2 separate regions of the Homo sapiens genome follow, and region 1 is linked to region 2. A link is a contact called in ENCODE Hi-C or POLR2A ChIA-PET data. All regions are on one chromosome and are shown on one strand. Each heading gives the region's core, a stretch centred on a gene start or an enhancer-like site at or near the end of the contact. The rest is flanking DNA. Distances are from core to core; before and after follow the strand shown.

The links. Hi-C counts contacts between places; a loop is a spot of excess contacts on that map. ChIA-PET counts read pairs that join two places held with the same protein, here RNA polymerase II (POLR2A). Pooled maps may share reads with other maps.
Region 1: a map of dorsolateral prefrontal cortex shows a loop between it and region 2 (2.0-fold over the local background). The contact joins the promoter of ZBTB8B here to the enhancer-like site in region 2. A Hi-C loop is called at or near these places in 4 of 168 maps with a recorded cell type or tissue (dorsolateral prefrontal cortex, heart right ventricle, left cardiac atrium and 1 more) and 5 of 50 pooled maps. POLR2A ChIA-PET finds 5 or more read pairs at or near these places in 12 of 52 experiments (A549, AG04449, AG04450 and 8 more).

The regions. Positions count from the first base shown.
Region 1 is chr1:32,461,760-32,466,864 of GRCh38, forward strand. It overlaps ZBTB8B (zinc finger and BTB domain containing 8B), which reads left to right and starts at 3,313. Exons shown (of 4, transcript NM_001145720.2): 1 at 3,313-3,346.
Region 2 is chr1:32,497,471-32,503,046 of GRCh38, forward strand. No RefSeq gene overlaps it. Among named protein-coding and RNA genes, the nearest start is that of ZBTB8B, 35 kb to the left of the region's middle. RefSeq lists silencers at 2,946-3,075, 3,166-3,435. Within about 2 kb of position 3,483, at least 27 of the 41 ENCODE cell types and tissues checked have a DNase peak (open chromatin) inside an H3K27ac peak, as active enhancers do; they include HCT116, dorsolateral prefrontal cortex, endothelial cell of umbilical vein and 1 more, where a contact is called at or near this core.

The DNA of each region.
Region 1 (5,105 bases), core at 2,063-4,562, 36 kb before region 2:
GCAATAGTGATGGTGACTTCCAATCCCTTAATCACAGCCACAACAGTGTGTTGTTGAGCTTAACAGGTACAGTGGTGATGTCCTGATTTCTTACCTTCCTGATTGCAGCAAAAATGGGTAGCTACCCTGTTGGGACAGTTTGGAGTCATCCCTGCAGAGTCATTCTCTAGCCTCCCTGATAATTTGTATTACTTAATTCCTTATATGAATTCTTTTCTGTTTAAACTAGCCAGGTTGCTTTTTGCTTAAACTAGCCAGGTTGGTTTTAACTGAACCTTGAAAAATATACTGAAGTTCAGAGCATCTAACACTAAAGGTTGTGCTGGTCTTGGTGGCGAGAGTAAGTCCCACAGCAGACCACAACAGATCTAGAGATCATAAGGCCTCTAACATTTCCTATGCCTAGTTGTCAGGGGCATGTCCTATGCAGGCCACCCCAAAAAGCCCTTTTACGTTAGCAGTCTGGAATGTTACTAGGTCATCCAGTACAGGTTGCGTGTGCCATAGTCATAAAATTTGGGACCTGAAACTTGGAGCCTGGATGCAGGAGATGTGGAATGAATACTAGGGTGAGTTCCAGGTACAGTCATAATTAAGGTGAAGGCATCAGTGACATGACTTCCCAGGTAAGAAGATACAAAAGGCTGAGCCCAGAGAAGCTTGGTGCTCCTCACTTCTGATGCTTTCTCTGCTGCTATGATGATCAAAAGTCCTCAGCACCTGAGCTGGCCTTTGGGAACCAGGTGGCAAGGACAGCCACACTAACAGGAAAGATGTAACTGCTGCTGTCCCTCTCTGGGTATCCAGCTTTACAAGAAATAGGTAAACTACTTTTCTTTGATAGATAGTATAGTGGTGTTTGGCTGACATTTTACCTTCTAAAATTATTAAGTTATCTTTAGAGTGAACTGCAATTACATTTTTGACAAGCTCTAAAATATATCCTAAACAAACCCCTCCATCTCTACCACCTCTACCCTATCCCCAGTTATCAGCATCTATCAGCAGGGGAGAGATCATATCTTATCTCTTCCCTGCTTAAGATCCTTCGAAGGTGTCCCTTCACATTCATAAGAAAAAATCCAAACTCCTTAAGGTGGCCTACAAATTCCTACATAATCTGGCCTTTGCTTCTCTATCCATTCATATTTCCTGTCGCTTGGACTGGCTACATAATTTGTGGGGCCCAATGCAAAATGAAAATGCAGAGCTCCTTGTTCAAAAACTACTAAGAATTTTAAGAGGGCAATGGCAGAGCATTAAACCAGGCATCAGCCCTTTCCTTTTTTTTAATTTTTAAAATATTTATTTAGATTTTCTTTTTGTTAGTAATTAAATCTTTCTTCTTCTTCTTCTTCTCCTCCTCCTCCTTCTCCTTCCTCTCCTTCCTCTTCCTCTTCTTCTTCTTCCCTCTTCCCTCTCTCCTCCTCCTCGTCCTCCTCCTCCTTGAAACAGTGCAGTGGCACAATCTCAGCTCACTGCAACCTCCACTTTCCATGTTCAAGTGATTCTCATGCCTCAGCCTCCCGAGTAGCTGGGATTACAGGTATGTGTCACCATGCCCAGCTAATTTTTGTATTTTTAGTAGACACTGGGTTTTGCCATGTTGGCCAGGCTGGTCTCAAGTGATCCGCCCGCCTCAGCCTCCCAAAGTGCTGGGATTACAGGTGTAAGCCACCGCACCTGGCTCTTTTTTTGTTTTGTTTTGTTAAGTATAAAACCTCACCTGGAAGCACCAGCCCTTTCTGAGTGTGCGGGCCTGTGCCACTGCGTGGGTTGCACGTCCATTAAGCTGGTCTACCTGCCATCCACTTCCTCAACCCAATGGCATTCTCCTGTTTCTTAGATATGTACCAACCGGTTTTCTGTTTTATCTTAGCATGGCTCACTACTCCTCATTAGGGTCTCTCAGCGAAGGGGGTAGCCTTTTTTTTTTTTTTTTTTTTTTTTGAGACAGAGTCTTGCTCTGCTGCCCAGGCTGGAGTGCAGTGGCCAGATCTCCACTCACTGCAATCTCTTTGGTTCAAGCATTCTCCTGCCTCAGCCTCCCAAGTAGCTGGGATTACTGGCCCACGCCCGGCTAATTTTTGTATTTTTAGTAGAGATGGGGTTTCACCATGTTGGCCAGGCTGGTCTCGGACTCCTGACCTCAGGTGATCCACCCGCCACCACTCCAGCCTGGGCAACAGAGTCTGAGACTCCGTCTCAAAAAAAAAAAAAAAAAAAAAAAAAAAGTCATACTGGCATAGAGTGAACCCCTAATCCAATATGACTGGTATCCTTATAAAAATACTTTTTTTTTGGAGACGGAGTCTCTCTCTGTCGCCCCAGGCTGGAGTGCAGTGGCGCGATCTCGACTCACTGCAACCAAAAGGAGACATTTTGACATGGAGACATATACAGGGAATATGCCCTGTGAACATGAAGATGGCCATATGCAAGCCCAGGAGAGAAGCCTGGAAGAGACCGTTTCCTCACAGCGCTCAGAAGGAAAGAACCCTGCCAACATCTTGCTTTCAGATGCCCCCAGGATTGTCAGACAATAAGATCTGTTATTGACGCCACCGGGTTGGTGATACTTAGGTACAGCAGCCCTAGCAAACGAATACACCCCCATGAGAACTAAGCTCCCTGAGAGCGGTAAGCTGCCTTGTCTTGCTCACAGCTGACAAGAACACGCCTGTACGGTCACTTAGCACCTAGTACTGCCATTTAACCGTTTCACTAGTATGTATGAACCGGAGAGCCTGTCAAGGGAAGAGCTGAATCTTTTATCTTTTGTAACGACTACCCAGTGAAAGAAACCGCGGGTATGCAATAAAAACCTGTTGAATCGATTAAACCATTTCCCTTATTTCCAGATTTTTGCGGAAAGCGCCAGTAGGTGAAATATGTGCGGACTGATGAGTCAAAGCTCTTATTCCCTGGACTGCATTAATACCCACGACGTGCTTTTCGCTCTCCAGACAAAGAGACCGGTACTTGGCAGGTCCCTCAAGTGGGACTCAAAAGACCGAACCGAGCTGCAGCCTTTCGCTAGCACTGGTCCTCGCCCCTTTTGGCATCTTGGTACTTGTAGTTTTGTCCACTCTATCTTTACCCGAAAAGCCAGCGCTGAGACCACAACTCCCATCACCCTGCGAGCACCAGCGCCTTCAGAGCGCATCCTCCGAGGGGCACCAGCGCCATTGACCACCCTGCTGGCCGAAGGGCCCGCCTTCCCGAGGCCAGGCGCTCCCGCGATTGGCCAGCCGCCCCGCCTCTCATCGGAGGGCGCCAGGTGAATGAAAGGGGGGCGTGTCGGTGCGCGGTGCTCCGTGGCTGCGCTGCTGGAACCCGCTGGAAGGTGAGCGCGAAGAAGCGGGTTGGCGCTGCCGCTTTCGTTGGTTTGGGGAGGATTCCTAGCACCCGGGAGGCTGGCTGGAGATTGGGGTTAGCGGGCAGGGTTGCCCCCACTCAGTCATCCTCCTTCGGACCGCTTGGCCCTGGCAACTCCTGGGACCTCCGCCCCGCGAGCCCTTCTAGCGTGGGGAGGGGCAGGCGCGGCCGTGGGGCCCCAGCTTCCCTGTCATTGGGTGTCCTCCGCGTCGTCCAGCCGGGGGTCGCGGCGCCGACTACTTCCACGGTGAATGGTGCCCAGGCGTGGGGGGCTCGGCCACACTGGAGAAGTGCCAGCGGCAGCGATGGCCACTTTGTCCGCGGGAGGCCATGGGAGGGGCTAGGCCTTGGGGTCCCACCCTCGGGGGCCGTGCCCTGTAGCTGGTTCTGGTGGCCTCTCTGCAGGTCGTCTGATGCTGGACGGGGGAGGGTCTGTCTTGCGAGCAGTTTAGATGCAGTTGACCCTGAAATTCTTCGTATGGAAATGGAAACTTCTCCAGTGTCCTTCTCCTCCGATCCATGCCTAAAAGAAAGGAGTGACTTCCCCAACCTGTCGCATCGTGTCCTGGAGGGTTTGAGGAGGCCGGTTAGCATAGTGGTTAAGGATGTCAACCCGGGAGTCAGTCGGATCTCTGTTCTATTACTAACTTGGTGATGTTATCTGCATCTTTGAATCTCAGTTCCTCCTCTGAAAAAGAGGATGTAGTTAGAGTATCTGTCGTACTGGATTATTGTGAGGTGAAAACTAATGTGCTTGTAAAAGCCAGGCATGGTGGCGCGCACCTGTAGTCCCTGCTACTCGGGAAGCTAAGGTTGGGAGGATCTCTTGAGCCCAGGAGTTCCAGGCTGCATTGAGGTAGGATCGTGCACTCCAACCTGGGCAACCGAGCAAGACCGTGCCTTTTAAAAATTTTAATTTAAAAAGTAAAATGAATATGCTTGTACTTTGTACAGTGTTTTATAAGGAATAGTGCTTAATATTTACTAAAATTGAGGAGCAGGTTTTTGTTATTCTCAGGTTGGTGGGACTGGAGGAGTCTTGTCAGAAAGGGTCGGAGGTGGAATTCAAGGCTGCTTTTGGCCTCTGAACAGAGACAGTTGTGTGATCTGGCTAGGACTCCCTCAAGGGTATATGAGAGTTTGTATTGCAGGTAGTTGTGTTGGCATCTGCTGTCTCCTGGAGGACAGGCACTATACTTGGTTCATTTTTCTATTCCTGGCATCTTCCTTGTGTCAGGCATTGTATGTAGCCGGTAACCGTTGAATTGAGTTGGAACCGTGGGATGGTTGGGAGGTTCCCTGCCAGAGTGCGGATAAATGTGCTTCTGAGAGCAGTCTGCCCTAAGAGCTGCTCTTCTGGGATAAGTGGTGATCCTCAGCACTTCCCGGGGCAGCAGAGCACTTCAGGCAAATGGGGGTGATATAAATAAATATTTACACAATATATACCAAGTACAGGATTGGGGAAAATTTTGAAGAAAATACTATACGGATAGACTTTTGCAACGTCAGGAAGTAGAATAAAAATAATTGCAATAGAATAAAAAATAATTTCAGTAAGAAAGCCAAAAGAAATTGGTTTTAGGTGCTATTTCTGGAAAGGAGGCTTTTCCAGTGAAAGACGGAAGTGCCCTGGGAAGAGCCCCTATAGATCAGACCATACTACAAGTTAAGAAGTGTTGTGCGTACTTACATATTTATCTACCTGGCTTACCAACTCCTTACCC
Region 2 (5,576 bases), core at 2,233-4,732:
AAGTATGCCTAAGCCTTCCGTTTGAGAGCTACATGCAGAAACTGAGCATGATCTATAATCTTGGTGAGATGCTAGGAGTTCAAACTGTACTGCTTTTTTTTTTTTTATTTAAATACTGCTGCAATGCTTTAAACACCTGATGCCAGGTAGGAGGGCAGGGGCATTGCCCTGCACTTCCGCAATACTGCATGTCCTCAGGGTGTTCTCAGTACAGGTGTGGCCCAGGCAGGAGCAAGAGAGGTTGAGTCCCTGCTGGATGGGCTCTAAGGGTTAACACTAGAGGCAGCTGGGATTTCAGTTTTCCTGACACCTACAATTCAGCACCAAACCTCACAGAGGGAATCCAGATAACCTGTCTTGGTTAGGGCACATTTGGCTTCAAAGAACAGACACTCAAACAAGCTTAAAGCAATGATTCGTAAAGTGTGGTCTCGGAACCAGCAGGATCGGCATCATCTAGGGAGATTCTGATGCAAACTAAAGTTTGAGAATAGGCTGGACACAGTGGCTCACGCCTGAATCCCAGCACTTTGGGAAGGCCGAGGCAGGCTGATCACATGAGCTCACCAGTTCAAGACCAGCCTGGACAACATGGTGAAACCCAGCCTCTACAAAAAATACAAAAATTAGCTGGGTGTGGTGGCATGTGCCTGTAGTCACAGCTACTCTGGAGGCTGAGGTGGGAGGCTCACTTGAGCCCAAGAAATCGAGGCTGCAGTGAGCCATGATTGCACCACCACACTCTAGCCTGGACAACAAAGTGAGACCCTGTCTCAAAAACTAAAAACAAGGCCGGGCATGGTGGCTCACGCCTGTAATCCCAGCACTTTGGGAGGCCGAGGCAGGTGGATCACCTGAGATCAGGAGTTCCAGACCAGCCTGGCTAACCTGGTGAAACCTCGTCTCTATTAAAAATACAAAAAAATTAGCTGAGCGTGGTGGCGGGAGCCTGTAATCCCAGGTACTTGGGAGGCTGAGGCAGGAGAATCACTTGAACCCAGGAGGCAGAGGTTGCAGTGAGCCGGGATTGTGCCATTGTACTCCAGCCTGGACAACAGAGCGAGACTCAGTCTCACAAAAAAGAAATAAAAATAAAAAAGTTTTGAGAATAGTTTTTATTTTTTATTTTATTTTTTTGAGACAGGATCTCGCTCTGTCACCCAGGCTGGAGTGCAGTGGCATGATCTTGGCTCACTGCAACCTCTGCCTCCTGGGTTCAAGTGATTCTCCTGCCTCAGCCTCCTGCATAGCTGGGATTACAGGCGCCTGCCACCATGCCCGGCTGATTTTTGTATTTTTAGTAGAGACAGGGTTTTGCCAAGTTGGCCAGGATGGTTTCGAACTCCTGGCCGCAAGCGATCCACCTGCTTTGGCCATACAAACTGCTGGGATTACAGGCATAAGCCACCACGCCCGACCGAGAATAGTTTTAAGAGGATTTGTTTCTAATTAAAGTGAGTGACTTTACGATCATTCTGGGAGAGGAAATCAGCAGATCACCTGGAATTGGAAAGCAGGGCTGAGGCTGCTCCTGGTCAGTCATGTGCCTTGCCCATGTTTCCTGTACACTTCTCTTTGTGCCTGTGTGGGGTCCCCGGCTACTCTCAGAAGACCACCTTTCTCCTGCCCATTCCTCAGCTCAAAAGTGCTGCCCAGCCCTGACCTAACCACTGTCCTGTCCTTCAGTCCAAATCTTCCAAAGGAAAACACCTCAGTTTCTGCCCAGCAAAAGATCGGTTCCCTCAGATCACATGGCACCCCTTGGGTCAGGAAGCATGAGGCTCTGACTAAGGATGAGTGGTGGTCATGGGGACAGGTCCCCTGAGAAGGGGCCCTGGAGAGGGGCAGGAAAGTTGACCTACATGTCTCCTAAATAAATAAAATCATGGCTGGCAGGAAATTTGAGAGGAATGCACATGATATACTTCCAGGAGCTCCCAGAATTAATGGGGGAAAAAACTGCAGGTGGCTGTAGAGTTTTCCATTAGAAGGAGAGTAAAGTGTATTTAGTTATTTGAAAACAGGTGTTCAAACTGAAACTTGTACACAAAGGTTCATAGCAGCTCTGTTCACAATAGCCTAAAGGTGGAAATACCCAAATGTTCATCAACTAATGAACAAAAATGTCACACACACACATGCGCGCACACACACAGGTGGAATATTATTCATCCATTAAAAGGAAGTTCTGATGCCTGCTACAACATGGAGGAACCTTTGAAACATTGCTTCAGGTGAGAGAAGCCAGTCACAAAGGACCACATATTGTTTGATTCCATTTATACGAAATATCCTGGCCGGGCGCGGTGGCTCACGCCTGTAATCCCAACACTTTGGGAGGCCGAAGCGGGCGGATCACAAGGTCAGGAGTTCGAGACCAGCCTGGACAGCAATAGTGAAACCCCATCTCTACTAAAAATACAAAAAATTAGCCGGGCCTGGTGGCAGGCGCCTGTAATCCCAGCTACTCGGGAGGCTGAGGCAGGAGAATGGCGTGAACCCGGGAGGCGGAGCTTGCAGTGAGCCGAGATTGCGCCATTGCACTCCAACCTGGGCAACAGAGAGAGACTCCGTCAAAAAAAAAAAAAAAAAAAAAAAAGGAAGGAAGGAACGGAAGGGAGGAAGGGAGAGAAAAAGATCCTGAATAGGCAAATCCGTGGAGACAAAAAGTCCAGTGGCGGTTGGTGGAGGCTGAGGGAAGGAGGGAATGGGGAATGACTTGAGTGCTCATGGTGCCGGTGCCTTTGGGGCGATGAGAAAGTTTTGGAACTAGATAGTACTGATGGTTGCACGCCATGAATATCTTTAATGTCCCTAAGTTGCATTTTTAAATGATATTGTTATGTATTTTACAATTTTAAAATAATCTAATTATTGTTCTTGGGACGCCCGTAGGTCCCCTTGGCAGGAGGGGTGGAGGGGGAATGATTGCCGCTGCGCGCAGCGCGGGCAGAGGGCGAGAGGGCGAGAGGGCGGGAGGGCGTCGGGGCTGCCCCGGACCTGCAACCAGCCTGGTAGCGGGCGGCGGCGGCGGCGGCGTTGGGATGCGGGCCACGGGCGTGCGGCCCTCAGCCGTCTCCCGGCCGAGAGCGAGGCCGGAGGCGCCAAGCCGAGCGGGCGCCATTTGCAGCCTGGGGCGCAGCAGCTGCAGCGCTGTCTCCGAGGGGTTGGGAACGGCCAAGGAGGAGGCGCGGGCGGCGGCGGTGGGCGTTGGCGGGCACCGGCTCCCGGCCGTCCCTCCCCGCGCCCGGCCGGCCGGCCTCTCCTGCGCGCCCGGAAGGGGCTGCGGAACAATGGCCGCGCCGCTGTCGCCGCCCGGCCCGGCCCGGGGAAAGCCGGGAAGGCGCGCGGAGCCTCCTGGCGGCGGCGGCGGCGGCGGCGGGAAGGCGGCGGGGACGGCGTCGGGCGTGTCTGGAGCCGTCCGGCGCGGCGGACTCCGGGGAGGCTTGGTCTGCGCCGCGCAGAGACAGCAGCCGCCGGGGGCGGGGCGCGAGCCAGCGAATTTGCAGAACTTCCCTCAATTGGGCTTTGTCTGTCTCATCTCGACTGGATTCAGGTTCTTTATCCTAGACAGGACTGTCACAGAAGGGCTGCTGCGGTCTTCTCAACGCAGCACGTCTAGTGGCACACAATTTCAGCTTGTCAATTTGTCTCATCACTGATGATGCTCACTTTTATCTTTAAGATGCTGTCTGTAGGCTTCTCCGCTGTAAGGTCACACTCACTTGGCAGTTATAATAACAGTATTTTGTAGGGTGGTACTTTGAATTTTCATGAATCACCATTTCTCATCAAACCTTTTAAACCTTATTTTTATTTTTGGGACAAAGTCTCGCTCTGGCACCTAGGCTGGAGTGTAGTGGTGCGATCACCGTTCACTGCAGCCTCAACCTCCCGGATTCAACCAGTCCTCCCACTTCTGTCCCCCGAGTAGCTGGGACTACAGGCGTGTGCCGCCGGCTTTGGCCTCCCAAAGGGCTGGGATTACTGGTGTGAGCCACCGTACCCGGCCCATTTATTTTTTTTTTCATACATATGGACACATGGTTTCCTTTTTTTTTTTCTTTTTTAGCTGATGGGGAGTTCTACTATATTGCCCAGGCTGGTCTCGAAGTCCTGGGCTGCTGCCTTAGCCTCTGGCATAACTTGGCATTGTAGGCGCACCACTGGGCCTGGCTGTTAGGTTATAATCTGTTGCTGTCATTTATTTTATTTTATTTTTATTTTTTGAGATGGAGTCTCACTCTGTTGCCCAGGCTGGAGTGCAGTGGCACGATCTCAGCTCACTCCAACCTCCACCTCCTGGGTTCAAGGGGTTCTCCTGCCTCAGCCTCCTGAGTAGCTGGGGTTACAGACGTGCGTCACCATGCCCAGCTAATTTTTGTATTTCTAATAGAGACGGAGTTTCACCATGTTGGCCAGGCTTGTCTCGAACTCCCGACCTCAGGTTATCCATCCTCCTTGGCCTCTCAAAGTGCTGGAATTACAGGTGTGAGCCGCGGCGCCCGGCCGCTGTCATTTATTTTAATGTTCAAATTGTCCCAGGTTTGGCCAGTGAAAGCCTGTTCAAGCCAGCTTGTGTGTTCATTTGGCATGTCCCTATTGTTCTTTGAATACTTCCTTCCTTCCGGCACAAGATGTTCCAGGCTCATCTTGTACTTTCTCCCTGCCCCAGCCCTGGAATCAGATACTTCTCCAGGGACTCCTGGTTCTGTTTACTGGAGAGCAGTTATTTACAAACCAAGATCCAGATACTGGGTGTTTTCATTGTGTTTGAAGTGGTGCTGCTTTCAGGCCTTCACACTGGACATTTTCTGAGAGAGAGTGAAACTCCAATTCCAATCCAACACCATAGAATTCACTCTTCTTTTCTTCCTCTCCATGATGTTTGGTCTATTCTACTGTGAAGGTGAACACTACCACATTTATTCTTTCAAAAACAGTTTATTCCCATCCTTACAGTAAAATATTTCAGTAAAATTGAAACAAAAAGGAATAAAAATCAACCATAATCTCAGTATAAAAATAACATTTTGGGGCCGGGTGCGGTGGCTCACACCTGTAATCCCAGCACTTTGGGAGGCCGAGGCGCACGGATCACGAAGTCAGGAGATCGAGACCATCCTGGCTAACACAGTGAAACCCCATCTCTACTAAAAACACAAAAAATTAGCCAGGCGTCGTGGCAGGCGCCTGTAGTCCCAGCTACTCAGGAGGCTGAGGCAGGAGAATGGCGTGAACCTGGGAGGCGGAGGTTGCAGTGAGCTGAGATCACGCCACTGCACTCCAGCCTGGGCGACAGAGTGAGACTCCATCTCTATAAATAAATAAATAAATAGTATTTTGGTAGATTTACATTCAGCTTTTTCTTTACATATAGTTCTCTTTCTTTGAGTTATATGACATCATACTGTAAATACAATTTTGTACCCTGTTTTTTTCATTCAATTTTGCAGTAGCCCACAGGCCAAACTTGGCTCACTGCCTATTTTTGTATCCCTGTGAACTAAAATTGGTTTTTAAATTGTAAATGGCTAAAACAAAATCTAAACAGCAATAATATTTTGTGACGTGAA